Regions from separate parts of the Mus musculus genome. Here all the other regions are linked to region 4. Evidence: chromatin loops called from intact Hi-C (ENCODE). Cell type or tissue: left cerebral cortex. All regions are shown on one strand. Links, peaks and the distances in the headings refer to the core of each region. The heading gives the core; the rest is flanking DNA. Region 1 has its middle 7.9 kb from the start of Akirin1. Region 2 has its middle 12 kb from the start of Gm22154. Region 3 holds the start of Akirin1 (akirin 1). Region 4 overlaps Gm40240 (a long non-coding RNA gene). Region 5 overlaps Macf1 (microtubule-actin crosslinking factor 1). Region 6 overlaps Rhbdl2 (rhomboid like 2).

Region 1 (4,910 bases), core at 533-4,532, 140 kb before region 4:
CTGTCTTCAGACACTCCAGAAGAGGGAGTCAGATCTTGTTACAGATGGTTGTGAGCCACCATGTGGTTGCTGGGATTTGAACTTCAGATCTTTGAAAGAGCAGTCGGGTGCTCTTACCCACTGAGCCATCTCACCAGCCCCCTATTTTTTTTTTCTATTTTTTTTTCTATGAATGTTCTTAAGTGAATAAGATAAAATACATTTGACTATAATCAAGGGGTGGTGGCTTATGCCTATAACCCCAGCACTTGAGTCAGAAGGACCTTAAGTTTGAGAATACACAGATAGATCAGCATATACAGATAGACCCTGTCTCAAACCAAACTGGATGTGGCAGCACACACTTGTAATCCCAGCGCTTGGGAGGTGGAGACAGGTGGACCAAGAGTTCTGGCTCATTCTCAGCTACATAATGAGCTTGAAGCCAGCCTGGGGTACATGAGACCTTGTTTCAAACATTACAAAACAATAGACTGTGAGAGTGGAGGAGATGGCTCAGCTGGCAAAAATACTGCAAAGACATGAGGCTCTAAATGTGGATTCTCATCACCCACAAATGAAGCCTGATGTGGCCACCCATGAGCCAGTAACCCCAGTGATTGAAAGGGGGGTTGGTAGAGACAGGAAAATGGCTGATATCTGCTGGCCACAAGCCTAGCTCCAAGTTCAAGGTGTATGTGCATGAACACACACATATACACATTTTTTTTCCCCAAGACTAACTTTCTCTGTGTAGCCCTAGATGTCCAGGAACTCACTCTGTAGACCAAGCTGGCCTTGAACACAGAGATCCACCTGCCTCTGTCTCCCAAGTGCTGGGATTAAAGGTGTGTGCCACCATCCCTGGCTAAAAAATTTTTTTTAAATGTATTTATTTTATTTATGTGAGTACATTGTAGCTGTCTTCAGGCACACCAGAAGAGGGCATCGGATCCCACTACGGATGGTTGTGAGCCACCATGTGGTTGCTGGGATTTGAACTCAGGACCTCTGGAGGAGCAGTCAGTGCTCTTAACCACTGAGCCATCTCTCCAGCCCAAAAATATTTTAAGATTTATTTTATTTATAGAGTACACAGTCACTGTCTTCAGACACACCAGAAGAGAGTGTCAGATCCCATTACAGATGGTTGTGAGCCACCAGGTGGTTTCTGGGAATTGAACTCAGGACCTCTGGAAGAGCAGTCAGTGCTCTTAACCACTGAACCATCTCTCCAGCCCTAAAAATAATTTTTTTTAAGTTAAATAAAGGGGGCTGGCAAGACAGCTCAGCGAGTAAGAGCACTGACTGCTTTTCAGAAGGTCCTGAGTTCAAATCCCAGTAATCACATGGTGGCTCACAACCACCCATATTGAGATCTGATGCCCTCTTCTGGTGTGTCTGAAATTAGCTACAGTGAACTTTTATATAATAATAAATAAATCTTTTAAAAAAAGTTAAATAAAGGTGTAAGCAAGGACTACATGGTAATGAAATGCAGGGAGAGTCAGAGAGGAAATACTGATTTTAAGAGGAATCTAAAGTACTAAGACTAACGATGTAATAATAAATGGCGTAACTTAACTTTTTAAAAAAGATTTATTTATTTTTATTTATAAAGTACATTGTAGCTGTTTTCAGGCACACCAGAAGAGGGCATCGGATCCCATTACAGATGGTTGTGAGCCACCATGTTGTTGCTGAGAATTGAACTCAGCACCTCTGGAAGAGCAGTCAATGCTCTTAACCACTGAGCCATCTCTCTAGCCCAACTTAAGAACTTTTAATAGCCATACACTGAGCAAAAGACAGCTACATGCAATAAAACATTTTATAAATATATAATAAATATAATAAGGGCTGGTGAGATGGCTCAGTGGGTAAGAGCACCCGACTGCTCTTCCAAAAGGTCCAGAGTTCAAATCCCAGCAACCACATGGTGGCTCACAACCATCCGTAACGAGATCTGACGCCCTCTTCTGGTGTGTCTGAAGACAGCTACAGTGTACTTACATATAATAAATAAATCTTTAAAAATATATATATATATAATAAATACGTAAGATGGCTCAGTGAGTGAGATTGCTTGCTGTGCAAGCCTGATTGTTTGAATTTGATTTCTGGAATCCATGGAGGAAGGAGAGGACGGATTCCTAAAATGTGTCCTCTGACTTCTGCACATGACTGTGGTATGCACTGCATCATCGCTTACAGACACATCATACACACATATGAACTCGTAACAATACAGAGAAAGTAACAATGTAATACATGGAAAGTAATAATGTAAAACAAAAGAAGTAAATGAGGAATACTTGATAAAATACAATTCAAAAGGTTTATTACGTTAAATTTATTTATTTTTGTATTTGTTTATGTAAGTGTGTCAGTGGGCATGTTCATGTCATAGCAGGTATGTTAAAGTTAGAGGACAGTTTACAGTAGTCAATTTTCTCCTTCCCCAATGTGGTCCCTAGATGGAATTCGGGTAATCAGGCCTGGTTGCAAGGGTCTTTATTTGCTGAGCCATCTCAATGGTCCAAGCTTGGGATTTCTTGTGAGGCAATGGCCCTACCACTGAGCCACATACAGACTTCTATGTCATGTTTGAGGAGGGATAGAGTTAGTAAATGATGATAAATAAAAGAGAGGGAAAAAAGGCAAAAGAAAAATGTAGATTGTTGAATGTCATAAATGTTCCAGAAGCATGGAGCAAAGGCAGCGTAATGAATGACCTGGTAGTAGTGTTTGCTCCCTGTTGTCTACAGTTAAAGTCAACACTTCCCAGCACTCAGCCTGGCATAGGAGCGGAGCTTTTCTTAGGCCACCAGAGGTCACTCCATCTCCCTCTGTTACAGGGTACAGAAGTCTAGTATCGGACTAGGTGCCACAGTGCCTTGGGCCTTCCTTCTGTGGCTGCTGAGCTGTTGGGTGCCTCTTCCCTTCTGCTGCTGTTGGTGGCTGCTGGAGCAGTTTTTATCATCACTGGGGACCAAGCTCTCTCCCTTCTGCCAGATTGCCGAGTGATGTAGCTAAAACTCAGATGAAGGGACCAGGCAAGTGTTGATTCAAGCCCAGGGCAGTCATAACTTGTCTGAGGGGCACTTATAAAATGAACCTAGAACTGGAGAGGTAGCTCACTGGCTGCTCTTCCAGGGGACCGGAGTTCGATTCCCAGCACACAATGGCAGCTGACAAATGTGTATAGCTCCAGTTCCAGGTGACGTGATGTTCTCCTTTGGAACCAAGCACACACATGAACCACAAACTTACATGTAGGCAAAACACTTATACACACAAAATAATAATAACATTTGAAAAAAAAAACTAAAATGAACCTGTATTACCAGTTAAGTGTCAGAAATAACTGGATGGTGTATCGCAGATAGTTGGGATGACCCATAATTCGTTTCCTTATTCTGGGGTTGAACCTAAGACCTGTGCACACTGGGCACCTGCTCTGCCATTGAACTGCATCCCCATCACCTCTGCTTAGGTTACAAACTGGGCAAGAATGTTTTTGCACAGTGCTGACACTAATATTCGTATAATTTTCCTTTTATTCTCACTCCCCAGCTTTTCTACACTTTTTCTTTTCTTTTTTCTTTCTTTTTCTTTTTTCTTTTTTTTTTTTTTTTTTTAATTTCTTTTTCATTACGTAGCCCTCAGTAGTCTGGAACTCACTATGTAGACCAGGCTGGCTTTGGACTCATAGAGCTCCAACTGCCTCTCATGCCAACTGCTAGAATTAAAAGTGTGTGCCACCCAACCCATAATTGCATGCTCTTTTATGGAGGACAGAGTTCAACTTCAAGTGTTTTTCCTCAGGTGTCAGCCACCTATCTTTTTTTTTAATTAAATTTTTAATTAATTAATTTCCTTTTTATTCTTTATTCTATTTTATTAAATTTTATTTTTATTTTTTTGACAGAGTTTCTCTGTGTAGCCTTGGCTGTCTGTCCTGGAACTTACTCTGTAGACCGGTGGCTGGCCTTCAACTCAGAAATCCACCTGGCTCTGCCTCCTGAGTGCTGGGATTAAGGGTGTACACCACCATGCTTGGCTAAAAACTAATTTGTTTTATATGTATGGATGTCCAGCCCACATTTATGTCTATGCACCATGCATGTGCAGTGCCTGAGGAGACCAGAACAGGTGTCAGGGCTCCTGGGATTGGAGTTACAGGAAGCTCTCATCTGCCATGTAGGTGCTGAAATCAAGTCCTGGTCCTCTGAAAGAGCAGCAAGTGCTCTCAACTGCCAAATTATCTCCCCAGTCTCCATCTTGTTTTTTAAGACAGGGTCTCTCACTGGCTTGGAATTTGCTAAGAAGTCAATGCCGGATGGCCAGTGAGCCCCAGGGAACGTGCCGTTGCCCCTTTCCCAGCCCTGGGGTTACACATGCATGCCACTACACCCCCCTCACTTTTCTTAAACATGGCTTCTGGGATTGAACTCACAGTCCCATGCTTGTACATGGAACAAGCAATTCTCCCTACTGTGCTATCTGCCAGCCCCTTTCAGATGCTGCTGCTCAGCACACACCGTTTTCAAAAATTGCTGGCTTGTTATTGGTCACTGACAAAGTCTGCCTTGGGCTCGAAAGATGGTTCAGCGCTCTTTCAGAGGACCCATTGTCACTCCCCGGGACCCAAATGGTGTCCCACAACCTTCTATAACTCCAGGTCCAGGAAATCTGGTACCCTCTTCAGGCCTCCCATGTGTACCAGGCATGTGGTACACATATATATGCAGGCAAACACCCATACTAAAATAAAAATGAATAAATCAGAGACTGCTTCAATGCCTGTAGGTCATATTTAAGTGTCTCCAGGAGCCTGAGATGCCTGGATGTTGTGGGCAATGTAAGAGAAACACTAACAAGGAAGGAGCCCTAGAAACAGTTGATTATGAAGTAGAAACAGTTTGCAC
Region 2 (4,910 bases), core at 338-4,337, 590 kb before region 4:
CATGGCCTTGCAGGCAGTGGCTGTTCTAACAACGCACATTTAGAGGTATATTTAGCCAGAACTCCCCCGAGAAGCTCCTGATACCAGCTGGACATAGGATTCTAGCTGTCACCCAGTGAGTTTATCAGGCTTCCTTACAGGGCATAGGTGATGCATTACTGACATGAGGTGGCCTCAGACAGCTGCAAGAGAGAACATAACAAGAATGGATGGTTTCCCCACAGCCATAGAGGTGGAGTGTCCCCCTCCCCTCTGATAACCACTTTTCCCAAGCTCCCCAACTCCTGAGACCCTGAGTCCACAAGCCACATGCAATTAGGGCAGAATTGCATACAAATGGTGTGTGTGTGTGTGTGTGTGTGTGTGTGTGTGTGTGTGAGAGAGAGAGAGAGAGAGAGAGAGTTAATCTTCATGAGGGTGGCCTTGAAATGATCTTCCAAGTCCGCTCCAGATTGAAGGTGATTGACTCTTGCAGCTGATTTGATAATAAATCAGAGGGAGGTCATAACACATCCTACAGCAGTCTTCAGGGTAAATTCCTAGAATTAGAATTACTGGATCAAATTACTGCAAAGACACAGGCTATAGTGGTCCATGCTTTTAATCCCAGCATCTAGAGGAAGAGGCAGGTGGATCTCATTTTGAGACCAGTTTGGTCTACATAGTGAGTTCCAAGTCAGCCAGGGATACATAGACCCTATCTCAAACAAAAAGATTTATTTTTAGTTATCTGTGCTGTGTGTATACATGTTAGTGAGTGTGGGTGCCGAGGAGGCCAGAAGAGGGCGTCCGCGCCTCTGGAGCTGGGGTTACATGCTATAACTTTACTCTGCTTTTGGTACTCACTGTGTAGATTAATTGGTCCCAAACTAGCAGGAATCCTCCTGCCCCAGCCTCTCAAGTATTTTAGGTATATGTGGTGGTTTGAACAGGTTTGACCCCCAAAGACTCATGTATTTGAATGCCCATGGGGAGTGGCACTATTAGGAGCCATGGCCTTGTTAGAGTAGGTATGGCCTTGGAGGAAGTGTGTCACTGTGGGGGAGGGCTTTGCAGTCTCCTATGCTCAAGCTCTGCCCAGTGTAGAGTCCAGTGTCTCCTCCAGCACCACATCTGCCTGCATGCTGCCATGCTTCCAGCCATGATGATAATGGATCTATAAGCCAGTCCCAAAGAATTGTTTTCCTTTTTATGAGCTGCCTTGGTCATGGTGTCTCTTCACAGTAATAAAACCCTACCTACGGCAGTGTGCCACCACCATCTTTAAAGCATTTAAAACTTTTTATTTTATTTGATACTGTGTGTGTGTGTGTGTGTGTGTGTTTGTGTGTGTAAGCAAGTGAGTGCAGATGCCTCCACAGGCCAGTGGTATCCAATCCCAGCACCACTGGGGTTACAGGTGGTTCTGAGCCATCTGATATGGGTACTGAGAATCAAACTCAATCCTCAGCAAGAACGTTATATGCTCTTACCTGCTGACCCATCTCTCCAGCCCCTTTCCAGCTTAACAGTTTAGTGCCCATGTTGGAGCTGGGCACTAAAGCCACCAGGCATGCTGTATACACAGATGCACCACCAACGGAGCTAAATGTTTAATCCTAGATCCTGTGTGTCTTTGTGTATTAAATATTGTGTGATATCTGAGGCATACAGATATTTCTCTTGGTTTATCAGGCTGTAGTTTTTATTTTACTTTGTTTATAATGTACTTTTGCTGTGTAAAGACTTGTTTTTAGGGACTGGAGAGATGGCTCAGTGGTTAAGAGCACTGTCTGCTCTTCCAGAGGTCCTGAGTTCAATTCCCAGCAACTACATGGTGGCTCACAACCATCTGTAATGGGGATCCAATGCCCTCTTCTGGTGTGTCTGAAGACAGCAACAGTGTAATCACATACATAAATAAGTAGATAAATCTTTTTTTAAAAAAAGTTTTATTACATTAAAAACAGGATTTTTAAAAGTTTTTTTTTAATATTTTATTTATTTTATGTGTATGAGTACATCATAGTGGTTGCTGGGAACTGAACTCTGGACCTCCAGAAGAGCAGCCAGTGCTCTTAACTGCTGAGTCATCTCTCCAGCCCAATAAAACTTTTTTTTTTGATTTGGTTGTTTTGAGATAGGGTTTCTCTGTGTAGCCTGACTATCCTAGAATTCACTCTGTAGATCAGGCTGGCCTCAAACTCAGAGATCTGTCTGCCTCTGCCTCTCAAGTGCTGAGATTAAAGTTGTGAGCTACCACCAGCTTGTAATTAAATTTTGTTATCATTTTTTAAGACCTACTGTGTATCTCTGGATGTAGACTAGGATGGCCTTGAACTCACAGAGATCTGTCTGCAAAGTGCTGAGATTAAGGGTATCGCCCCCTAGCTATTGTTTTTGTTTGTTTGTTTGTTTGTTTGTTTGAGACATGATTTTATATAGCCCAGGCTGGTTGGAAACTCACTCTGAAACAGAGAATAACCTTGAACTCCTGATTATCCCACCTCTATCTCCTAATTTCTGGGGCTATAATTATCTGCCTCCATTCCTGGTTTTGTTTTTTGGTTGACTGGTTTATTTATTTATTTGTTTGTTTGTTTTGGTTTTCGAGACAGGGTTTCTCTGTGTAGCCCTGGCTGTCCTGGAACTCACTCTGTAGACCAGACTGGCCTCGAACTCAGAAATCCACTGGCTGGTTGACTGGTTTTTAAGGCAAGGTCAAGCTTTGTAGTTAGGCCAGATTATGATATACTTGCAGTTTTCCAAGTAGCCTCTAGATGGCAGTACTACTCTGCTGAGAGCCTCTGTCCTGTCCCATAACTTCTACGTTGTCCCACTTCTATGTTGAACTTGTCTCTCAGTGAGTCTTCCATCTGATGGCGCTATGCTTTCCTGCACTTGTCCAGCTGTCTGTCTGCCTGTGGTGTTCAGTGGCTCCTACACAGGCCCTTTAGACGTCTCAGATCAAAGCCACCCCAGTCCTCCTCCATACTTCCTTCCCACTTCCTGTTTAGTAGACACTACCTCCTAGCCAGCCAGCATGCTGCCCAGGGTCCTGGGGCTCTTTCTTGGCATTCATCTGGGCCCAGCTGGCTCTCCACCCTCCCACCCTTACCACACAATCCTCCAAGGTACTCTTTCTGTCTCCAATTAGAGCAGAATTGCATACAAGTGTGTGTGTGTGTGTGTGTGTGTGTGTGTGTGTGATGTGTCATGATGCCTATGTGGAGGTCAGAGCACAACTCTGGAGTTGGTTCTTTCCTGTCACCTTTATATGGGTGCCAGCATAGTACTCAGGTCGCCAGGCTTGTTCAGCAAGTGTTTTTATCCTCTGGGCCATCTGGCCAGACTTCCACATCTTAAATTCACTTTCTTTTGGTTGTTGAGACAGTCTTATGTAGCACAGGCTGGTTTCAAACTCACTATGTAGCTGAGAATGGTCTCATAGTCTGACCCCCCCCCCCCCGCCCCCAGCTTCCTGAGCCAGAGAAGGACGGCTGGTGTCTTGGGCGGCGTCTCTCACTGAACTGGAAGCTCAACGTTTCAGCCAGGCTGCCTGGGCAGCAATCTCTTGGAGCTGCCCATCTCCCCGTCCCCCAGTGCTGAGGCTACAGGCATGGGTGCTGGGCACTCAAACTCCAGTCCTCATGCTTGCGGTGAGAAAACCGCAGGCTCTCTACAATCATCACTGGGGCCACTCGTTCCCACTAGGTTATGAGTTCCCCCAGGGGTGGGACCTCGACAGGAGTTCTCATTACCACACAGCTAGTATTTTGCTAAATAAATGAGAAGAGAAGCCAGTGTTAAAAGATCAAAAGAACCCTCATTAACCTGGTTCACCCGTGAGGAAGGACCAGCTACCACATCTATGAGGCTAATGCACCCCAGAGGCTGAGCCAACCTTCAGCTGCTGTAGACAGTTTGCACTGACACACTTCAAGGGCTGGGAGCAGAGTGCAGGGAGCCCATGTTCGTTTCCCCCAAGCCCCTCGAAGGCCAACTTGGCCCAGGCACCCGTGGCTTCCAGTTCTTCCCGGCTTGGGAAAAGCAGGCCGGCTTGATGGTGGGCGCAGGTGTTTGGAACAGTCTGAAGTCTTGTAGCAGATGGAGGACGCCCGCCGCCTGCCCCTGCCCTAGCTGGAATCCTTGTGCAGGCTCTGGAGAAGGCATTCTGTAGTCAGGTTCCAGGTGGGAGGGGAGAGTCCCTGAGTCAGCTTTTCCTGTGTTCCTTCTCTGTCACCCCTGACCTCACTGCTCTACCTGCAAAGGCCCAGAGCGGCAAGAATAAGAAGCAGAAGCAGATGGTCGTCGCTGCCTGGAGGGAGGACAGTGGAGGAGGCTGTGCTCTCTCTGTTCACCTCTGCTTTTGACCCTGAGAATTCAGGAGGAGGAGGAGGTAGCTTTACCGTACCAGTGTAAAGCAAGCTCATATGGTCTGAACCCAACCCGGGAGTTGTGACGCACACCTTTAATCCCAGCACTTGGGAGGCAGAGGCAGGCAGATTTCTGAGTTCGAGGCCAGCCTGGCCTACAAAGTGAGTTCCAGGACAGCCAGGGCTACACAGAGAAACCCTGTCTCGAAAAAAAAAAAAAAAATAGCCTGAACCCTTCAGCTTGTTCAAAAACAGTTTCTCTGAAATGCTGCCTGGCCTGTCTTGCTCTGGACACTTTCTTAGGTGTGACAGGGGCCTGGGAGACAGCACAGGTGTCTCCTCCTTACCATGAGCAGCTGTGCCTAGCCACTGGCTCTCCCAGACATGGGCTGCCACAACCTGTTTTAGGCCATCTAGGGCTCCTGGACAGTTTCTGTTTTTTGTTTTTGATAAATAAACTTTGGTTTTTGTAGTGACCTCTAGCTAGGTCCCAGCGGTGGCAGCTGGGACAGTCCTGTCCCTCCTGCTGCTGAGACCTTAGGGAGACAACCAAGT
Region 3 (4,910 bases), core at 266-4,265, 150 kb before region 4:
GCCCTGGGTAGCTTGGAATTCATTCTATAGACCAGGCTGGCCCTAAGCTTGTAGCAATTCTGCCTCTCAAGTGTGGAGAGTATGGGTCGCCAAACCCACTTAGTCTATTTGTAGAGCAACTAGCAACATCTCTATTTTATCCTTGAATCCAGAGGACATGTTCTACCTAAGCTAAAACATTAAGTAATAGATTAATTCTTCATGTTTCTTTCATGACTGACAGAACCAAAATCTAATAAGCATTAAGAAACAAGGTTTGGGGGTGTATTTAATACATTAAAAAGTTAAAAAATATAACTGAGCTGGGCGTGGTGGCACACGTCTTTAATCCCAGCACTCGGGAGGCAGAGGCAGGTGGATTTCTGAGTTCGAGGCCAGCCTGGTCTACAGAGTGAGTTCCAGGACAGCCAGGGCTACACAGAGAAACCCTGTCTCGAAAAACCAAAAAAAGAAAAAAAAAAAAAAAAAGTAACTGAGCTCAGGGCATTTAGTTCCCCAGAGCAAACTGAGGTTCTGGTTTTCAGAGTCAGCATGCCCAACAACAAAGACGACCTCATTACAGGACTCTGCCATACTCAGTCTCTGAACACATTTTAAAATGATCACTAAACAACTGTGCTCAGCTGGACCACTACACAAATGGTATAGAAAATTAAGTACTGAGGAAATAAAATTTTTGTTTCAACAGACATTTATGCCTCTGCCTTTTTGAAATGGGGGTCTTCCTATGAGGCTCTGGCTGGTGTAGAATTTTTAGGTTCACTTGATCTTCCTGCCTCAGCCTTGCCTGCCCCTGCTTTTGGGGCCCTTCATAAAAACAAACAAGCAAAAAAAAAAAAAAAAAATCTTCCAACTGTTCAGTCATTCTGTGGGTGAGGCTATATATAACATTAAGTCACCAGGGAATTTAAATTGAAAAGATTGCATTGTGGGTCAGACTAGGTAATGGATGCAAGACTCTATTTAGAAATGATTCTTGGAATCAGCCGTGATGGGTTACAAGTCTGTAATTCCAGTCACTTGTGAGGCTGGGGCAGGAGGGCTGCTGAGTTCAAGACAGGCCTGGACCACACTGTGGGTTCCAGGCCAGTCTAGAGAGTGAGACACTGTCACAAAACAGCAAAGTGAAAGACTATTCAGATTAACAACCTCAAGGAAAAGATGGAGAAAGCAGGTCTAGTGGAAAGAGCAGAGCCACAGTTAAAGGAAATGGATGATACGACGACGTGAACACAGGTAAAGCTCGAGAGGACTGCTGGTGGCAGCAGTATCCTTGAGGGGCTAAGCACAGGAAGGAGGAAATGAAAACTAGAGGCACTAGAGACTGCAAGATGTAAGGGGGAAAAATGATTTAAAGGGACTGCAGGTTTTCCTAATGCTTGAGGAACAACAATAAGAAGAAAACAAAGAAACAACTTGGCCAAATCCACTTTTGAGGGATTATTTCTGGGATCCCTCTAATTTGCTGAATATGGGTGCTGAAGCGCGTTCCCTCCTCCTACTGCAATATGATAGGCATCTTTACTGCCCCATGAGTCCTTCTTTTTGCCTTGTCTAAAACGAAGTGCCTTACTCAAGTCGAGTCACTGTATTAGATATTTGAATTTTGAGTACAGAATCTCTGTATACTTAAGGATTCTCAAATACTAGCCAACCAACTACCCACTTCAAGCCATACCCGAAACAAGACAATAGCCACACGATAAAACAAGGTCAGTCCGTCTCTTAAGAAATAGTCTGGTTGAAATTGCATTCCATGGCTTCTGCTCCCTAAAGAATTCTAGAAATCAAGTCTTCCTAAAAGCACCTTGCGGCGCTACATACGCTCACGCCCCTTCCCCTCTATCCGTCTCCCGCCCCACTCATGGCTGGGTTCGTGAGCAGAATCCAATTTTCCATGGCCCACTGGATCTCCCGGGAGGTTCCGCACAAGCGGAGGCAGGAGGGGCTTCAGGGACACCAAGAGCCTTCGGCGGTCTGGGGTATCCCCACCTCATTTTGGTGCCCACCCCTCAGACTCTCCAGCTCCAGGAAACCCGAAAACCGACACTGTGGGGTCACTGCCCTTCCCGGATGTCTCTCGTCCCCGGAAGCAACCGGGCCCAGCAGCACCCCAGTTCCTTTTTCTCCCAAGGCCGATATGGGGTGCGGAGGTGATCTCGGCCGGTGTCCACGACCCCCGCACCCTCCCCGCCCCCCACGCCCGGGCCTGGCTTCCTGCCAAGTCCGCAGCAGCAGCGCAGGTTACCGGGAGTTGGAAGACGACGCTCGCTGCCGGGTGGGGCAGGCTGCTGGAGGCTCGCCGGCGGCGTCTGCATCTGAAGCGGCGGCGGCTCGGCGTCCGGGGGCCTGAGGCCCGGAGTGGGGCCGGGCAGAGGGGCGCAGCGTCGCCGCTTCGGGGAACCGGGGCTCAGCAGCGCCGCCTCGAACTCCATGGGCCGCTTCAGTGTCGCCCCGCACGCCATCCCGCGGAAGGGCCAGAGACCAGACGCAGACGCGGCAGCAAGGACTGCCCTGGATCCAACTCTTCAGCTACGGCTCCCAAGCCAAGCCGGCTCCAATGGCGCCTCCGGCACCCGGCAGCCGCGCTGGCCCCGCCTCCTGTGACGTCACGGGCGTGCGCCACCGCCCGGCAGAGGGGAAGAAGTCGGAAAAGGGCCGATCCGGGAGGCCCGCGAGCCTGGGCTCGGCCCATGGCGCCCCCTGCGGAAGAAGTAGGCCGGTCTGGGCGGAGAGCGTGGTCGCCTAGCAACACCCCCGCCCCCGCCCCTCCCAGGGCCCCCCCCTTCACGCTCTCTGCCGGAGTGGCCTGGGAGGTCTTTCGCACCTGCGCGGCAGGGGCCTCGGGGGCGGGGGATGGGAGAGACCCTGGGAGACCGGGGTTCCCTTGGCCGCGTGACCGATAAAAGAGGTGATTCTAAAGGGTTATCAAAGGATTTTGTCTTGAGTCCCAGGAAATCTTCACAAACATAACCGGGTTATCTAAGGATAGACTTTATTTAATCCACGAACCCTGTGCAATCATGGGCAAAATTGGAAGGGGAGGTGTGTTACAAATGAATGTATTTTGGGGATAGATGACCCGGCCATTAATCGGATCACTAAATGGATATGTGTTACGCAAAAAAGGATTAAAAGGAAAAAAAAAAAAACAAAAAACAATCCTACCAGAAAACTCACTGGCTTAAACTGTCTAACCAAGTGATACCAGGGTGTTAGGAACTTCCCCTGATAGCTGATTTGGCAGTTGGCTTCCTCATCCGACTTGGCAACTCAGACTGGTTCTTCCTCGGGTCAATCGAGATTCTCTGCCGTACTGTTGGCTGGAAAATGCTTTTGATATTCAGCAAATGAATAGAAAACAGGGAGGTTCTGCTTTAGGGAACTCTGGTTGTAATTTTCCTGGGGAGTAACTCCAGTGCTTTCAAATACATCAATAGAGTCATCAGAACAACACCTCCACATTCAAAGCCTTTCTGTAATTATTTGTATATTAGTGGCTGTGATTCCTGTAATCTGGCTTTAACATTATCTCTGTAACAGATTTTTCTAGAACAGTCCAAATTTTAGATACTCATTTCTAATTGCCAAGATGGCTGTCACAGTACTTCAACACACTTGGGGTTAGACAATAAAGGCATACTATCTCCAATCTTCCTCCTCCTTCTCCGCCTCTTCTTCCTTCTCCTCCTGTTCGTTTTGGTTGCTTTTCTCTGAGTCCTCTTCCGTTTCTACAAACTCTTTAAAGATCATAACATAGGTCATATACTTTCACATTTATTTCTGTAAAATATAAGACAGCACAGCATACCAAATTGCTGGTTTTCTGTTTGTTTTGCCATATTGGGATTCAAGCCTCCCTAGGCACATTACCCATGTTAAGTTTATTTTAGCACATTTATTGTCAATATAGATGTAACGTGGTTTAAACTAAAATCTAGAAATAAAACATTAGAGTTTTTTTTAAAAAAAAAAAACCTCACAATTATCTTGGTGGTAAATGACTGAATTTAAAATTCAGTTCTGAGCTTCTTGAAGGCTAAAGAAAAATGAAACCATAGTCATGATGAATAGGTGTTATCTGAATGGAACCAGTTCACCAGAGGACACAGACCATCATTTTGTGTATCACTTTAATTCCAAAGGTAGACTGTCATGACTTTATTAGGAAACAATGATGTAATAAAGCCTTTAAGACCGCTTGCATGGCTGTTTCTATGTTCAATAAAAGCCAAGGACATGAAAAGCCACTTCACGATGGTTATTTTTTAAGGGGACCTAAGAGCATCAAGTAAATTGTTTTCTTGTGGTATAAACAGATCCAAAGTGAACGATTAGAAGACTTGAAAAGTATGTCCCTTGGGTAGTCATTTTAAACACACCTCTCTTAGTAGGGTTTTGCTACGTGCTTTGGTAGTCACTCTGTGATCCTTTAAAACATTGAGTGTGCCTTGGAATATTAGTGTTTTAAAGGAGGAAGCTGTAATTTGAATATATGTCTAACTGTGCTTCAAAACCATACATTCCTTGAGAATAACAAGGAAGCCTTTATTCATCTGTATTTCCCCACGACTTGCACAGTGAATGTGGCAGGAATAGACACGGAATAAATATTAGTCAATGAATAAGTGGTAATTATTATTCTATCTCTGAAAGTTGATAGACCACATTGTTGAATGAGGTGGTTTTTAGATGATTCAGAAGCCAAACAAGTAGGTGGTATATCCTATGAGATGTTGCAAATGACAGTGGCTCAGAGACATGCCTCTGAGGGAGGTGGATGGGCTGCTCTGACAGGATGGAAACGCAGTCCTTATGAGGTCACCACACTCCAGGTCAACTTTGTTGTGAGTGATACAGTGACTCGACTAGGCATGTACATGCATGCACCCAACACACGTAATTGAGCA
Region 4 (4,910 bases), core at 347-4,346:
CAGCCATTGGGGTCAGCACTGGGACCCTCAGATGTTCATCTGTGTTTGTCCTTTCGAAGAGACCACTGTGAATGTTGCAGCCTCAAGTCCCTGGAGGATGAACTTGTAGGACCCCAGAGGTCCTACTGAGAGGGAACTCCCCCCACCCTACAAGTTTCGTTTGAGTCACTGGTGGCCATCTTAGGAGCCGTTTCCTAGGAAAGAAAGAATGCCCGATAGGGATTTCCTTAACTCTCTCAACTAAGGCCCCTTCTGTACCCTCAGATCAATCATTTTGATTTATTCTAAAGAATTTGGCTACAGTTAGTCCTCAGACACAAGGTTATTGATATGTTGTTGCCTTTTCTTTGGTTCACAATTTGATCAGGTCTAGTTTTTCTTGCTCCTTTCGGTCAGTCCGGTCAGTCCCGGGCCCATATCTTCCGTCCAGAAACTGAGAGGGCCCCCCAGTAACCGCTGCTGTACCCGTGAAGGAGCTTAAGTGAGCGCCAACGGTGAAACGCTAGCTCGTGGGATGGGGGTGGGGCGTAGGAAGGATGGGGACAGGTAGGGCACGCAGGATTGGGCGGAGCAGATGGAGAATTCCCAGTTGTGTAAATTAGCATCTGAAGTCTAAAGGTGCAGGCTAGTGAGTCTGGGCTGAGCAGCTACTTTGAAGCCTTTAGGGCTCAGACTTGAGCGCTCTGGCAGTTGAAGCTTGGTGATTACTATCTGTGGAGGAGGCCAACACCAGCCACGCCGGGTCGCTGCAGCAGGCAGCCAAGCCGGGGCGCTGCAGCAGGCAGTGTCCAGCGTTGTCCTAAGTGGAAGATGCTCCCTGTCTGCTCGGGAATTGGTAGAGTACTTTGCAAACTCCTCTGGTACAAATCCCGAGATTATCGCCCACAAGCACTTGGATAGGAATGGGTGGCACTGTCACAGGCAGCTCCATCCTCCTACAGTGTGAGAGAGCAGCTGCTCACAGGTCATGGCCAAGAGGGTGGATTGTACCGGAAAGGACAATTAAAAATGCCAGGTAGCCATTGGGAGAGTTTTGCTTTAAAGTTTCTTCATTCTATCTTTATGTGAATGGTGCTTTGCTTACATGTATGTTAATGTACCAAATGCTTGCAGTGTCTGTGGGAACCAGTTACAGATGGTTGTGAGTCACCACATGGGCTACAGGAATCAAACCTGTGTCCTCTAAAAGAGCAGCCAGGGTTCTTCATCACTGAGCCATCTCGCCAGCCCTCATCTGTTTATTCTTGATGTATACCTTATTTTTGGAGCTATCAGGATAGTGCTTGGGCCCTAGTGGCCCAACAAACCAAGCTTAGTAACACATCTCTGAAGCAAATTAAAGACAGACTTGAGAGTGAAAACTAGAAAAAGGTTACTCAATATGGCTGTGCTGGGAAGTAGGACAAAGAGACGCAGTGACCTTCCAGGTCCTGACCTGAGATTTAGGTGTAAGTAAGGAGCCAGAATCATGCATATCTGAGCAGTTCCGGGAAAGCTACGGACCGATTCATCACTGTCTTGGCCACAGTCTCTTGGAAGATAGTCAGACAAGAGGTGAGAAATCCCTTTGCCCAAGACAAGTTTCTCTTCTTGTTGGATCCAGGCTTCAAACCTCTCTGAGGAAATTTCTGGGGAAAGTCCAATTCCTTGTAATAGTTTGATGGTTAAAAGGAGAGCAACAAGTGTTTCTTTAGAGGCTACACTGAGAAATGTGCCCTGGGCAGATGGCTCAGTGGGCAAAGAGTGCTTGCTATCAAGGCATGAAGTCCTGAGTTTATTATACATGAGAGCTTAAGAGACAGGAAACAGCAGGGCATGGTGGTTGACACCTTTAACCCTGGCACTAGGCAGGCAGAGGCAGGTGCATCTCGAGTTCAAGGCTAGGTTGGTCTCTACAGCAAGTTCCAGGGCAGCCAGGGCTACACATAGACCACTCCTCAGGAAAACCAGTATGCCTAAAGATGAGCTGAGGAGATGGGAGGAACAATTGTTAATAAATTATTAAATATAATTAGTCCTGTAATGAGATATACTCAGTCAGTCCAAGTGCCCCCTTACTAAGCTCTTCTAATAATGTGCTCAATTTTACCTTTACGAAACGTTTGAAGCAGTGGATATGGCTGCTTACAAAATTTCTGTGTATTCATCTATTTGCACCAAGAAGTTTGTTCATCTTGACATAGTTGATCACCGTTTTTGTTTGTTTGTTTGTTTGTTTGTTTTTGAGACAGGGTCACACTCTCTGGAGCTATGTAGGCCAGGCTGGCCTCTCACTCACAGAGATCTGTCTGCCCCTGCCTTCTAATGTGGGGATTAAATGTGTATGACACCAAGACCACCACCACCACCACCTCCTCCTCCTCCTCCTCCTCCTCCTCCTCTTCTCCTCCTCTTCCTCTTCCTCCTCCTCCTCTTCCTCCTCCTCTTCCTCTTCCTCTTCTTCTTCAAATTTACCTCAACATTGTGCTATGTAGTTCTAAAAGAAATAAGAAATAGTGGAGGAAATAAAGTTTGTGTTTAATTGTTTATTCATTCATACAAACTGCTTACATTTTTTTACGACCTAGGTTTTATCTTTTATTTGCTTTATTTGTAGTGACTTGTTACAAATAATGGTTGTATTTTACCTTTAACACTAATTGCATGTTTTTTTAAATTTTTTGAGATTATAATTATCATTTTTCCTTCCATTAAATGCATTTTATATTTTCAGAGCAGGTTTAAAAACTCCCCTCCCACTGCATCCCTACCCTAACCTACGAAGCGCCATCTGCTGGCGAAATGGCATTATAGCTTTAAGATGGTTCAAAGCACCTTTCGTAGGACAACTGTTCTGGATTTGGCAATTTTGTCATTGAAAATGCAAATTTGGAAGTAACATACATATGTAAACGAAATGAGCTCCACAGAGATGTAGCTAATAGTCCTCATCTTCTTCCTGCAGGAAGAGTGCACATATAAGCTGCTATGCCTGGCTTGGAAAGAGGCTCGGGTTGCTCTCCTAAGCAATGAACTTACTATGTACATTTTAGATGTAAGTTATCAATCAAAATACCTGTGTGTTCTGCTTGGCTAGCATATTTGTACCTGTTGATGCAGGAGAATCCAAGGCTTTGTTTATTAAAAGAAACTAACAGGAGAAAATCGCCTCCTGCATAGACACACTGTATAGTACTAATGGGTACTGTGCTGTGATTGAGGAGAGCGTCCCAGTCGGCCGTGCTGCTGGTGAGGTTTAGGTGGACTAGCCTTGCTGGTAGAAGTGTACCACTGGAGGTATCGCATGCTTCCGGCTCACTCTCTTGACTCACGCTTGTAGCTGAGGGTGTGAAATCGTAGCTTCTCGCTGCTGCTTGGTACCATGCTTCTCCACCAGGATGGATTTTTATCCCTATGGAACTGTAAGCCCAAATACCTCCTCCCACAAATAAGATGACCTGGTCATGGTATTTTATCACGGCAACAGAATAGTAACTGTGTTACTATTTCAAAAAGTCCAGTTCCAAAAAAAAAAAAAAAACCCTAAAAAAAAATGTATGCTCTTTAAAATGTTAGGAAGTCTTACCACTGCATAGGTGGACCTTACTTCTAGCTTTCTGGTCATTTTTTTATGGACATGAACTAGGACACCTCTTGGCCTTTGTCTGCAAAATGAGCTGTAGGGTTGGGTGCCAGGAGCCACCTAGGATAGGCTAAGGTTGCCTTCCTGGAGGTGACCTGCTGCTTCTGCACATCTGCGGTGGGTGAGCTCTGTGAGGTACGGGTCCCAAAGGGATTTCACCAGAGGATTGCTTCCTGCAACTGATATGCCTTTCCTGTCATTATTAATATAATAGTTCCTGGGCATTAGCCCACCCTATTGACCAGATTTTCTGCAGATCAACACAAAGATGAACTTTCATGAATTAATGCTGTTTAGATGAATGAATGATTTTATAGAATTCTTGATTTGATTAATTCTAGAAAGAAAGTTTTTAGAAATGGACTTAGTTGCTTTGCTAGAAAGATGTAATAAAGTTAGAATCAAGAATAGAATGTGCCAATTCCTCATAATAGCAAGTAAAGTCTACATAATAAGAAATAGTGAGCTTTCATAATTACACTAAAAAGAGGAATAGTCTTGGGACAAATTTATGTTCAAGGAAAAATATTTAGGTCCATGGATAAAGCTACAGGTGTGCACTATGATAAGGCAAGGCCATGTGAAACTGTTGCTTTAAATGTATAATGAGCATATAGAATGCAACACTGCTTTGAACTTAATATCAACATCCTTCTGTAACTCCCATTTTATGTAACATTTCTTTCTGAGGTAATTTTCTAGGAACTTTTGTCTAAGAAGGTATAAAAAGGCCAAAGAAGCCGGGCAGTGGCAGTGCAAGCCTTTAATCCCAGCACTTGGGAGGCAGAGGCAGGTGGATCTCTGGGAGTTTGAGGCCAGTTCTAGGGCTATAGACCTGGGCTATCTCAACCTCCCCTTCCACTCAAAAAAAAAAAAAAATCCAGAACTGATAATACATTATCTTGTGCTACTATTACTTAAATAATGTCAATGTCTTCGTTTCAAATACCACTTTTTGGGTTTTCATCATGATACTCTGTGCAAAAGTCAGTAAGTATAATAAAAGGCTGATATAACTGGATGGGGGTCTTGAGTTGTCCTTCATGTGACATCCAGATTGTATCCCAAAGAATTGAGCAAGACATATTACTAGTTATCAGGGTTCCCTTTTGCAGGTTCTTAGTCTTGCTGATAAAAGAATTTACGATTTATAATGTGTCGGGGACAACATACCATAACAGGGACTGCCCACAGCAGGCCGGGATGGAAACATCTTAGAAGCTTGCAGCAGCGATACACTCCTTCCAGGGGACCCACCATCTAAAATAAGTGAATGCCTGCAGTAGGC
Region 5 (4,910 bases), core at 437-4,436, 310 kb before region 4:
GAGTGGAAAGGAAAGAATGTACAAGTATTTTAGAATAAAGCTTCTGAATGGGGTGCTAGGAGAAACAGAGTATTCACTTCTTCTGAATTTTGGTCATCTACATTTCTGGAAATGTCAGAAAAGTGACTATAGGAATACAGAAATCCCAGCTAGCCTACAGAAATGAAGAATATCAACAAAAGTGATAAAACTAGGGAATAGATGAACAAATACTTTTTTTTAAGATTTATTTATTATATGTAAATACACTGTTGCTGTCTTCACACACTTTTTCTTTTAGCTCTAGCCCAAAGATTGATTGATTGATTATGTAAGTACACTGTCACTGTCTTCAGACACACCAGAAGAGGGCGTCAGCTCCCATTACAGATGGTTGTGAGCCACCATGTGGTTGCTGGGAATTGAACTCAGGACCTTCAGAAGAGCAGTCAGTGCTCTTAACCGCTGAGCCATCTCTTCAGCCCAAGCAAATACTTTTTAAGGTTTTTCTTTTTATTATCTGGGGTCTCAGTATGTTTTCCATTACCAGTCAATGTTCCACCTCTGCATTAAAGTCCTTTAGGGGGAAGGATGCCAGGTACAAGAACATGTGAGGTTCCAAACTACTTCTGCTCAGATGCATCTGACCTGGTTAGTCAAATGATAACTTCGTAAACTTCATCACAACAATTACCTTTGGGAGCTGCCAAACTAAACATACCCTAGGGAGCACTTCTCCCTGAGACCTTTGGCGCTGCAGGTTAAAGCTCTGTTAACCATCTGTTCTTTCACACAGAGAGGAGGGAGAAGTGCTGGGGGCAAGGAGGAGACCATTGCTAGGCCAGGAAGTCAGCACCTTCTCTGTCAGCTACCTGATGCACTCTCCTGACTCACTTCCTTCAACTCCAGTGACCAGTTTTCAACTCACAGCGCACTCACTAGTTCTGTCTAAAAGTAGAGCTCATGACTGACCAGCCAGGAGACACCAGGTGTGAAGACATTATCAGGAAACAAGCAACATTTTCTCCTCTTGCTTTCAAATTGCATTTTTCGACATTTTGTCTTGCTTATGATATATCTTCAGGAGAAGTAATATCTTCTAGTTTGGGAATAGTCCATGCAGCCTAAGTCTCTATGTCTATGCACCTTCTGATGAACAAATAACAGCAGTTAATACTGCTGAGCATCGCCTCAAGACCTTCCTTAAGAGGCCTGGAATTCAAACAAGATAATAAATAGTTCTTTCTTGTCATGTAAACTGATTTAACCTCTAACTGTACAATCATATAAACATAGTGGGGACTAGGAACATACTCTTATAATCCTAATAGAAGTAAGAGTCTGAGTACTTAACCAACTTTAGTGCTTTGACAATATGAAAAGTATCAAAACTCATACTTTTTAATAGCTTTATCAGTGTTAACCACTGGAGGGCGCTCTACTCAAAAAAAAAAAAAGGTGGGGGTGGGAAGACTTAGGTTAGGGAACCCAAAGATCAAACTTTTCAAACCAGTGGAGGGAACCAGAATTCTTTGGGCAATAAGGTAGCACTCCTGGCTTTTGATGTCATGGCAAATCCCTGTATTTATGTTAAAGAAAATGCCGCACCTCTAGGTCAGCAGCAAAAAGTCTGTGAGACTCAATTACCAGAAACAGACCTGACTAGCCAGAGAAGGATGCCGTGTGGAGTGAAAGAAACCACATGAGATCACAGCACATTAGTTAACAAAGTCCATGACTGGCCCAGGATGTTGTGGGCCAATGGTAGATACACCCAAGGCAAGCACAGACTCGACCACATGCTCTGAGGGCTCATGAACAACACTGCCCACACGAGAATTTCTGAGAAGGTAACTAAAAAACAGGTGATGATGTTTCCTGTGATCTATGCCAGTCAATCATTCTCACTGCCCAGGCAACCATTCTATTCAACACTCAATCACAGTTCCTGTCTCCACCTGTTCCTCTGACATCATCCTGTCATTATATTTTCTTTGAAATTCCTTTGATGAAAATGAGTCACCTTTTCCTGCCAACACAGGCTGGAGCCTGTGGCATGCCATTCTTTTGGAGTGGTGTTCTGGGAGAAGGCGCCACCCAGAGGCCCTTCCAGACCTTATTTACACACCACCCAGGAAAGAATGCTTCAGAGAAAGCTCATGGATGAGGTGGTTCTTGCTGGAGCTAGGAATGTGGCTGGGAACCAGTATCCAAGCTGGCTCCGACAGTGGGACAAAATGTTGAAAGAATGAAGTAAGAAGTTGAATAGGGCATTGTTACTTGGAGGGAGGAAAACGTCAGCCCCAGAGTGTTTAGCTTACAAAATGCCACCTTACTTGTAACCAACTTACTTGTAACTCTTAGTAAATGGTTACAAACCTGTTTCGGGTAGCAGCGCTGCCCAGGGCTCAAGATAGCCACACTCCAGCTACAGGATTCAGGGTAGCCTAGTGTGCAAGGTAAAAACTGACAGAATGCTATTCAGACGTACAAATCACCCTCAGGGTGGTTTTTTTTTTTTAATTTTACTTAATTTACATGTATTTATTTATTCCTTGTGTGGTGGGGGGATGGACGTGGAGGTCAGATGTTCTTTCCCTCCACTGTGTGGGTTCCAGGGATCAAACTCCAGTCATCAGGCTTGGCAGCAGGTACTTGAACCAGCTGAGCCATGCAATGACAGCTCTACTCTAATATTTTTAACAGTAACTTCTTTGAGAATTAACACACTGTACCAGTCACCATTTTTATAGTCTACAATTCAGAGGATTTTAGTATATTCACAAAATCGTGCAACCATCTAATTGTAGGACATTTCATTATCCCTAAAAAGAAACCATACATCTTATCAGCAGTCACTTTCAGTCCCCCCGACCCTCTGGCTTCTAGCAGCCAGGAACCTAGGTACTGTCTCTGGGGGTTTGCCTATTCTGTATAAATGGAATCAAACTCATGTACTTCTCAAGGTAGGCCCATGCTTCTACTGATCGGCATTTTGTTCAACAAGATATATTCTAGTGTATGGCTACATTTTGTTTAATCTACTCATCAGCTGGTGGATATTCGGTTGTATACACTGTTACACATGTTGAGCCATTAACATCTTTATAAAGCCTTTCTGTGAAAGTATGTTTTCAATTCTCCTGGATATATTTTTAGAACTGCTAAGTTCCTAAAGCAGATGCAATATTTCATATTCCCATCAACAAAATAAGGGTTCCAGTTTCTCTACCTATTCCCATGTGCACTTTTTTGTTTTGTTTTTGTAGACATGGTCTCTGTAACCCTGTCTGATCTGAAATTTCCAATGAGTTTCCTGCCTCTGACTTCCAAATACTAGGATCCCAGGTTTAAGATCCACGCTCTGGGCACAACGGTCTGAGTTTGGATTCCCAGTGTTCACATAGCAGCTCACGCCATCTGTAACTTCAGTTCAAAGGGATCCAAGTCCCTCTCTGGCTTCCTCGGGTACCAGGCATGCCCATGGTGCACATACATACATGCAGGCAAAGCACATACACAGAAAATAAAGGTAAGTAAACCCGGGGCTGGAGAGATAAGAGCAATCACCGCTCTGCCTGCCAGAGGACCCCAGTTTGGTTCATAACATCAGGTGGCTCACAGCTACGGTAATTGCAGGTCCAGCAGGAGCTGACATCTTATTTTCAAATCTATTTGCTGGCCCCCACAAACACCTCTTACTCATGCACACACATACAAACAAATAAATAAATCTCTTTTAAAAACAAAACAAACAAACAAAAAAACAAACAAAAACCCAGGCTTACAATCTTGCTATAGCAATCTGAATATGAAGTTGGTGTATCTCACCATGGCTTAATCTGCATTTCTTTAAGGCCTGGTAATGTTTACAATTTTCATATGCTTACTTTGTACTTGCTATTTGTATATTTGCTTTGGAGAACAGCTACTCAATCCTCTGCCTGTTTTTTATTGAATTATCTTCTTTCTGTTGAATTACAAGTTTTCTTCATATGTGTTAATTATAGGCACATTACTAAAAACATGATTTGCAAATACTTTCACATTATATGAAGTGTTTTTCACTTTTAAAACAATTTCAGCTGGGTAGTGGTGGCATACACACTTCCAGAACTCAGGAGACAGAAGCTGGCGGATCTCCAAGTTTGAGGCCACCCTGTGAGCTTTGGGACAGCTAGGGATACACAGAAAAACACCTGCTTTGGGGAAACAAACAAACAAAAATTGTCTTAGTTAGGGTTTTATTGCTATTATGAAACACCACGACCAAAAAGCAAGACAGGGAGGAAAGGGTTTATTGGGTTCCCACTTCCACATTGCAGTGCATCACTGAGGAAGCCAGGACAGGAACTCACACAGGGCAGGACCTGGAGGCCAGGAGCTGTTGCCCTACCCAGCCTGTTTTCATATAGAAACCAAGACCACCAGCCCACGGATGGCCTCACTCACAACGGGCTGGGCACCACCACCACCCCCATCACTAATTGAGAAAATGCCCTACAGCTAGATCTCATGGAGGTATTTCCTCAGCTGAGACTCCTTCTCTGATGACTCTAGCTTGTGTCAAGTTAACACAAAACCAACCACTACAAACCCATTTGTGTATATTCATTGTACTGTTACATTGAGACATTTTCTTTTAAGTTATGTTTTCTCATTTTCTAGATACTACCACATACCACGAGCATATTCAACTTCTTTCTATCTCTATCTATCTATCAACCTACCTACCTACCTACCTACCTACCTACCTGAGACCAGATCTCCGCTAGAATCCAGACTACCCTGGAACTTACTATGTAACTCAGGCTGGCCAATACGGTTTGTTAAAAAGATCATTTGCTCTCCCTCTGGCTTGATCATTAATTTAATTATACATCCCAGCCCTACATCCTTAGAGATGATACTGACCACAGTGGGCTGTATCC
Region 6 (4,910 bases), core at 273-4,272, 80 kb before region 4:
GAGAACTACCCTTGGCACATGCGCAGATTATTTGTTTACCACTTAGAACACAGGATGTCAGCGCCATCTTGCAACGGCGAATGTGAGGGCGGCTTCCCACACATCCCCAGCCCTCAAGTTCTTTATTATTATTATTTTAAAAAATGTGTTTTTGAAACAGAGTTTTACTATATAGCCTAGGTAGCCTGGAACTAAGTATGTAGACCAGGCTGGCTTCAAACTCACAGAAATTCATCTGCCTCTGCTTCCCAGGAAATGGGATTAAAGTTGTGCACCACCACACCTGACTAAATTGTTTAAATCAGCTTTGCTGGTCTTTGTTCATGTTGTAATCACTGTTGTAAAGTAGAAATTACAGCACACATTTCTACATTTCTTTCTTTCTTTCTTTCTTTCTTTCTTTCTTTCTTTCTTCCTTCCTTCCTTCCTTCCTTCCTTCCTATTTATTTGTTTGTTTGTTTGTTTATTTATTTATTTATTTATTCATTTAATGTGAGTACACTGTTGCTCTCTTCTAGACACACCAGAAGGGGGCATCAGATCCCATCACAGATGGTTGTGAGCTACCATGTGGTTGCTGGGACTTGAACTCAGGTCCTCTGAAAGAGCAGTCGGTGCTCTTAACTGCTGAGCCATCTCTCCATTTCTAAAATACTTTTATGTGTTTTACATATTGAAGATTCATGCATGATTTTGTTTAAAAACAGAATAGTGGCACATGCCTTTAATCCTAACCCTTATGAGGTGGAGGCAGGTGAATCTCTGTGAGTTCAAGGCCAGCCTGATATACAAAGCGAGTCCAGGACTGCTAGGGCTATTACACAGAGAAATCTCAAATCCCCCCACCCCCCAACACACACACAAATAACAGAACAAAGCTGAAAACAACAGCAATAAAAACAGATAAGAGAAAAAAACAACAAAATAACAATAGCAAAATAGAAGAGTCGCCTTCTTTGAAAAACTAGAATATAGGAGTTGGAGAGATAGCTCCATGGTTAGGAGTGCTTGCTGCTCAATCCTGAGGACTGCAGCTTTGATCCTAAGACTCACACAGAGTGACTTGCAGCTCAAAAGGCTCCCATAGGGGCATTGTCTCTCCCTCTCTCCCTTTCTCCCCCTCTCCCTCTCTCCCTCTCTTCTCTCCCTCTCTCTCTCTCTCCCTCTTCCTCTTCCCTCTCCCTCTCTCTTTCTCCCTCCCTCCCTAACAAATAAATTTCTAGCAAGTTTCTAACCAGAGATATCAAGTTGACATGCAAGTCTTCCATGACAACTGCTTGCTGCTTGGATATTTGACCTGTGTTTGTCTCTGCAGAGTCCAGCACATCGTGGGGAATCTTCTTATGCAGATCGTCCTGGGTATTCCTTTGGAAATGGTCCACAAAGGCCTCCGAGTGGGGCTGGTGTACCTGGCAGGAGTGCTTGCAGGTCAGTGATCTGAGGGTAACACGGAACAAACACTTTTGGGCTCTTAGGATGGAAACCAAAGGTAGCAGATGTTTGTTGTGTTAGAATGGTGGCTCGTTGGACAGATCATACCAGGCCAACATGGAAGAGGTTTATTGGGGTGGGTGGGGAGGGATGAAGGAGAGCGACAAAGAATAAGGAAAAGAAAGAGAAGGTTAGGGGGCTCTGCCTCTTTTTTTTGGTGGGGGGGAGGCTGTGATGTAACTGCACTCGAAGGTGAGGGCAGGTGGACACTGGGAATGTATGGCGATTGCCATGGCAACAGGAACTCAAAGAACCCAGAGGCAGAGCTGATGCAGAGGCCATGGAGGGATGGGTGCTGCTTACTGACTTGCTCCTCATGGCTTTCTCAGCCTGCTTTCTTATAACAGCCCAGGGATGGCCCAACCTACAATGAGCTGGGCCCTACTTCTTTTTTTTTTTTTTTTTTTTTAAAGATTTATTTATTGATATGTGTAAGTACACTGTAGCTGTCTTCAGACACACCAGAAGAGGGAGTCAGATCTTGTTATGGATGGTTGTGAGCCACCATGTGGTTGCTGGGATTTGAACTCAGGACCTTTGGAAGAGCAGTCGGGTGCCCTTACCTGCTGAGCCATCTCACCAGCCCGAGACAGGGTTTCTCTGTGTAGCCCTGGCTGTCCTGGAACTCACTTTGTAGACCAGGCTGGCCTTGAACTCAGAAATCCCCCTGCCTCTGCCTCCCGAGTGCTGGGATTAAAGGCGCGTGCCACCACACCTGGCTAGGGAAGATTTTCTTAACTGAGGCTCCCTCTTCTCAGGTGATTTTAACTTGTGTCAAGTTGACATAAAATTATCCCACACAGGCCACCACATCTGACGCTGACATTCCTTTCCTGTGAAGCCTTAATTTCAAATAAGATCTCCTGATTTCAAATATTGTTCCCGGGAATTGGATGTCAACATGTATGTGGTTTAGGGATTACAGTTCAACTCAATTATGTTTACTCTTCTTCCTCCTCCTCCTCTTCTTTTCCTCTTGTTCTTGTTTTTCTTGCCCTTCCTTCCTTCCTTCCTTCCTTCCTTCCTTCCTTCCTTCCTTCCTTCCTTCCTTCCTCCCTCCCTCCCTCCCTCCCTTCCTTCCTTCCTTCCTTCCCCCTCCCCCTCCTCCCCCTCCCCTCCCCCTCCCCTTCCCTTCCCCTCCCCCTCCCCCCCTCTTTCTGGCTGGCTGATGGGAGGTATTTGTCAGCTACTGTCTGAGAGAATTCCTGGAGGGCCTGGTTTGTAGGGTGCAGTGGCAGCAGTGTGGACAGCAGGAAGCAGTCTTGAGCTACAGGAAACAGAGGGCTTTGAAAGGGCTTTGTGACAAAGCTTAGTTCCTTATTAGACACCTACCTACTGTTTGGGATCCCATTTCTCTGTTTCTTTGTGCATCTTTTTGTCCTGCTCATGAATGCAGAGGTGTGAACTTGCATGCCTCCTGCATCAATTACACATTCGCCCTCTGCTCACAGCTTGATGTCAGTGTGTGGCCTCAGCTCTGGCCAGCACCAGAGCAGAAGCCCTTCGGAAGAGAATGTGAACAATTGGTTCGCATCCTCTAGTGATTTCAGACAGCGCCTTTTGGCAGCTTTCTCTTACTATTCAGGTCGATGCTTCCCCCTGCTATTGAAATCATCTTCAGCAAACAGACTAAGTTCCTAGCAGTTCACAGTGGTCAACAGAAAGCCAAGACAGCAAGAAGGCTGAAACCCTTGTCTATCTGGCAGTGTTGCCTTCCCTGGTTTTGCCTTTTCTCTCTACTCTTCCATAGGCAATGTCACCCTACGGTCCTTAACTCTGGCTACCTGTGAGGTGTGCCCACTGACCCACAGTGTCAGCATCAGAAGAAACTGCTCAGACAGGGTGTTGGAGCCAGATCAGATCTGACCATTAGAATTCTTTCTATAAATTCACAGGAGCACATTAAAGACCAAGATGTCTGCCTCCAGATCAGCATCCCAAAGCTGACTGGTGCTCAGAATCTCCCGGAGAGCTCAGGACACCTCAAGCCTCTCACCAGACCTGCATACATGTGTGCTGGGCAAGACTGTCCAGCTGAGCTGCGCCAGAGCTCCCTACCCCCCCCCCATCTCTCTCTTCCTATTAATTTATTTTGTCTCTCTGTATAATTTCTCTATTTTGATTTGTGATGTAGAGAATGACATTGACTGACTTTCCAGTGTTAAACCAAGGTTGCTTCAGGGAGGACACTTGGTCATGGTCTATTATGATTTTAACAGATGATTAGATTAGATTTGTTAAAATTTTTTTAAAGATTTATTTATTTTAATTATAAGAGCACACTGTAGCTGTCTTCAGACACACCAGAAGAGGGCATAAGATCCCATTACAGATGGCTGGGAGCTACCATGTGGCTGCTGGGAATTGAACTCAGGACCTCTGGAAGAGTAGTCAGTGCTCTTAACTGCTGATCCATCTCTCCAACCCGATTTGTTAAAAATTTAAAAGATTTGTTTTTAATTATTCATATGTGTGCTGGAATGCACATGAGTGCAGTACCAGCCATGGTGGCCAGAATCGTGGTTCTCTCTCCTCTTCCTCTTCCTTCTTTCCCATTTCCATCCTTCCCTCCATCCCTCTTTCTCTCTCTCCTCCCCTTCCTCCATCCCTCCTTCTCTCTCTCTCTCTTCTCTCTCTCTCTCTCCCTCCCTCCCTCCCTCCCTCCCTCCAACCCATCCTTCCTTCCTTTGCTGGAGATTGAGCCCAGGGCATTCATCAGCCTGCTCTCTCCCATTGAGTCATATAGTCATAGAGGGAGGTGGAGGTTCTCTATGACTCTAAGGTCTTTGCTCATTTAACACTAAGGTAGCACGCTCCCCTCATACAGCAAGTAGGAAAGGGTCTTAGTCCTGTCAGGTTTATGGCAAGGATTAGGCAGAATTGTTATCACTTGGAAGGAGGCAGCGGTGCTGGGAATCAAACAGCCTTGCACACAGTAGGCAGCCACTCTACATGAGCTACATGCTCAGCCCTGGCTATTACTTCTGATTTAGATGACTGTTAGGATCCAGCAGTGAAGCAGGGTGTATGCTGCTTATCATCCTAACACCCAGGAGATGGGGCAAGAGGATCACAAGTTCAAGGCCATCCTCTACTCCACAGCAGGCTTGTAAATAGTTGGTTCTATGTGAGATACTGAGTCAAAAACCAAAACTAAAACAAACAAACACCCCAACGATAAAGCCATCATAGCCTGTTATTTGCTTTGTGGAAAGATTTTAAACTTTAATTCAATTTTAAAAATAGTTATCAGGTCAGGTGTGGAAGAACACAACTTCAGTCCCAATAACTCAGGAGCCGGAGGCAGGCAGATCCATGGGCGGTTGTGAGCCACTGTGTCCATGCTGGGAACCAAACTTTGGTTCTCTGGAAGAGTAGCCCATGTTTTTAACAGCTGAGCCATCTCTCCAGACCCAAGA

The links. Hi-C counts contacts between places; a loop is a spot of excess contacts. Peaks named below come from ENCODE experiments on the same cell type or tissue, not always from the same donor. Only the 100,000 strongest peaks of a DNase experiment are listed, where the experiment ranks them.
Region 1: it touches region 4 in a loop (4-fold over the local background); 21 of 42 quality-filtered maps call a loop at or near these places.
Region 2: it touches region 4 in a loop (4-fold over the local background); 2 of 42 quality-filtered maps call a loop at or near these places.
Region 3: it touches region 4 in a loop (5-fold over the local background); 17 of 42 quality-filtered maps call a loop at or near these places.
Region 5: a loop joins it to region 4, with 3 times the contacts of the local background. A loop is called at or near these places in 8 of 42 quality-filtered maps.
Region 6: a loop joins it to region 4, with 7 times the contacts of the local background. A loop is called at or near these places in 17 of 42 quality-filtered maps.

What each region holds. Positions count from the first base shown.
Region 1 is chr4:123,755,695-123,760,604 of GRCm38, forward strand. No RefSeq gene overlaps it. Among named protein-coding and RNA genes, the nearest start is that of Akirin1, 7.9 kb to the left of the region's middle. In left cerebral cortex, for the core only: CTCF peaks have their summits at 1,581 and 2,813 (motif pointing right); a DNase peak (open chromatin) is centred at 2,840.
Region 2 is chr4:123,303,124-123,308,033 of GRCm38, forward strand. No RefSeq gene overlaps it. Among named protein-coding and RNA genes, the nearest start is that of Gm22154, 12 kb to the left of the region's middle. In left cerebral cortex, for the core only: a CTCF peak has its summit at 2,765 (motif pointing right); DNase peaks (open chromatin) are centred at 2,890, 3,299 and 4,090.
Region 3 is chr4:123,747,700-123,752,609 of GRCm38, forward strand. It overlaps Akirin1 (akirin 1), which reads right to left and starts at 2,600. Exons shown (of 5, transcript NM_023423.3): 1 at 2,249-2,600. The coding sequence starts at 2,465. In left cerebral cortex, for the core only: CTCF peaks have their summits at 1,331 and 2,674; DNase peaks (open chromatin) are centred at 1,143, 1,516, 1,933, 2,644 and 1 more place; H3K4me3 peaks cover 2,781 bases; H3K27ac peaks cover 2,550 bases.
Region 4 is chr4:123,896,118-123,901,027 of GRCm38, forward strand. It overlaps Gm40240 (a long non-coding RNA gene), which reads right to left. Exons shown (of 3, transcript XR_868100.2): 1 at 4,796-4,910; 2 at 2,455-2,476; 3 at 1-1,966. Among named protein-coding and RNA genes, the nearest start is that of Gm40240, 2.6 kb to the right of the region's middle. In left cerebral cortex, for the core only: a CTCF peak has its summit at 2,775 (motif pointing left); DNase peaks (open chromatin) are centred at 937, 1,106 and 2,788.
Region 5 is chr4:123,587,099-123,592,008 of GRCm38, forward strand. All of the region lies in intron 1 of Macf1 (microtubule-actin crosslinking factor 1), which reads right to left. Among named protein-coding and RNA genes, the nearest start is that of Mir6398, 27 kb to the right of the region's middle. In left cerebral cortex, for the core only: CTCF peaks have their summits at 543, 1,387 (motif pointing right) and 2,078; a DNase peak (open chromatin) is centred at 2,083; H3K27ac peaks cover 745 bases.
Region 6 is chr4:123,816,549-123,821,458 of GRCm38, forward strand. Rhbdl2 (rhomboid like 2) reads left to right here. Exons shown (of 8, transcript NM_183163.2): 4 at 1,316-1,428. Among named protein-coding and RNA genes, the nearest start is that of Rhbdl2, 31 kb to the left of the region's middle. In left cerebral cortex, for the core only: a CTCF peak has its summit at 2,759; a DNase peak (open chromatin) is centred at 2,748.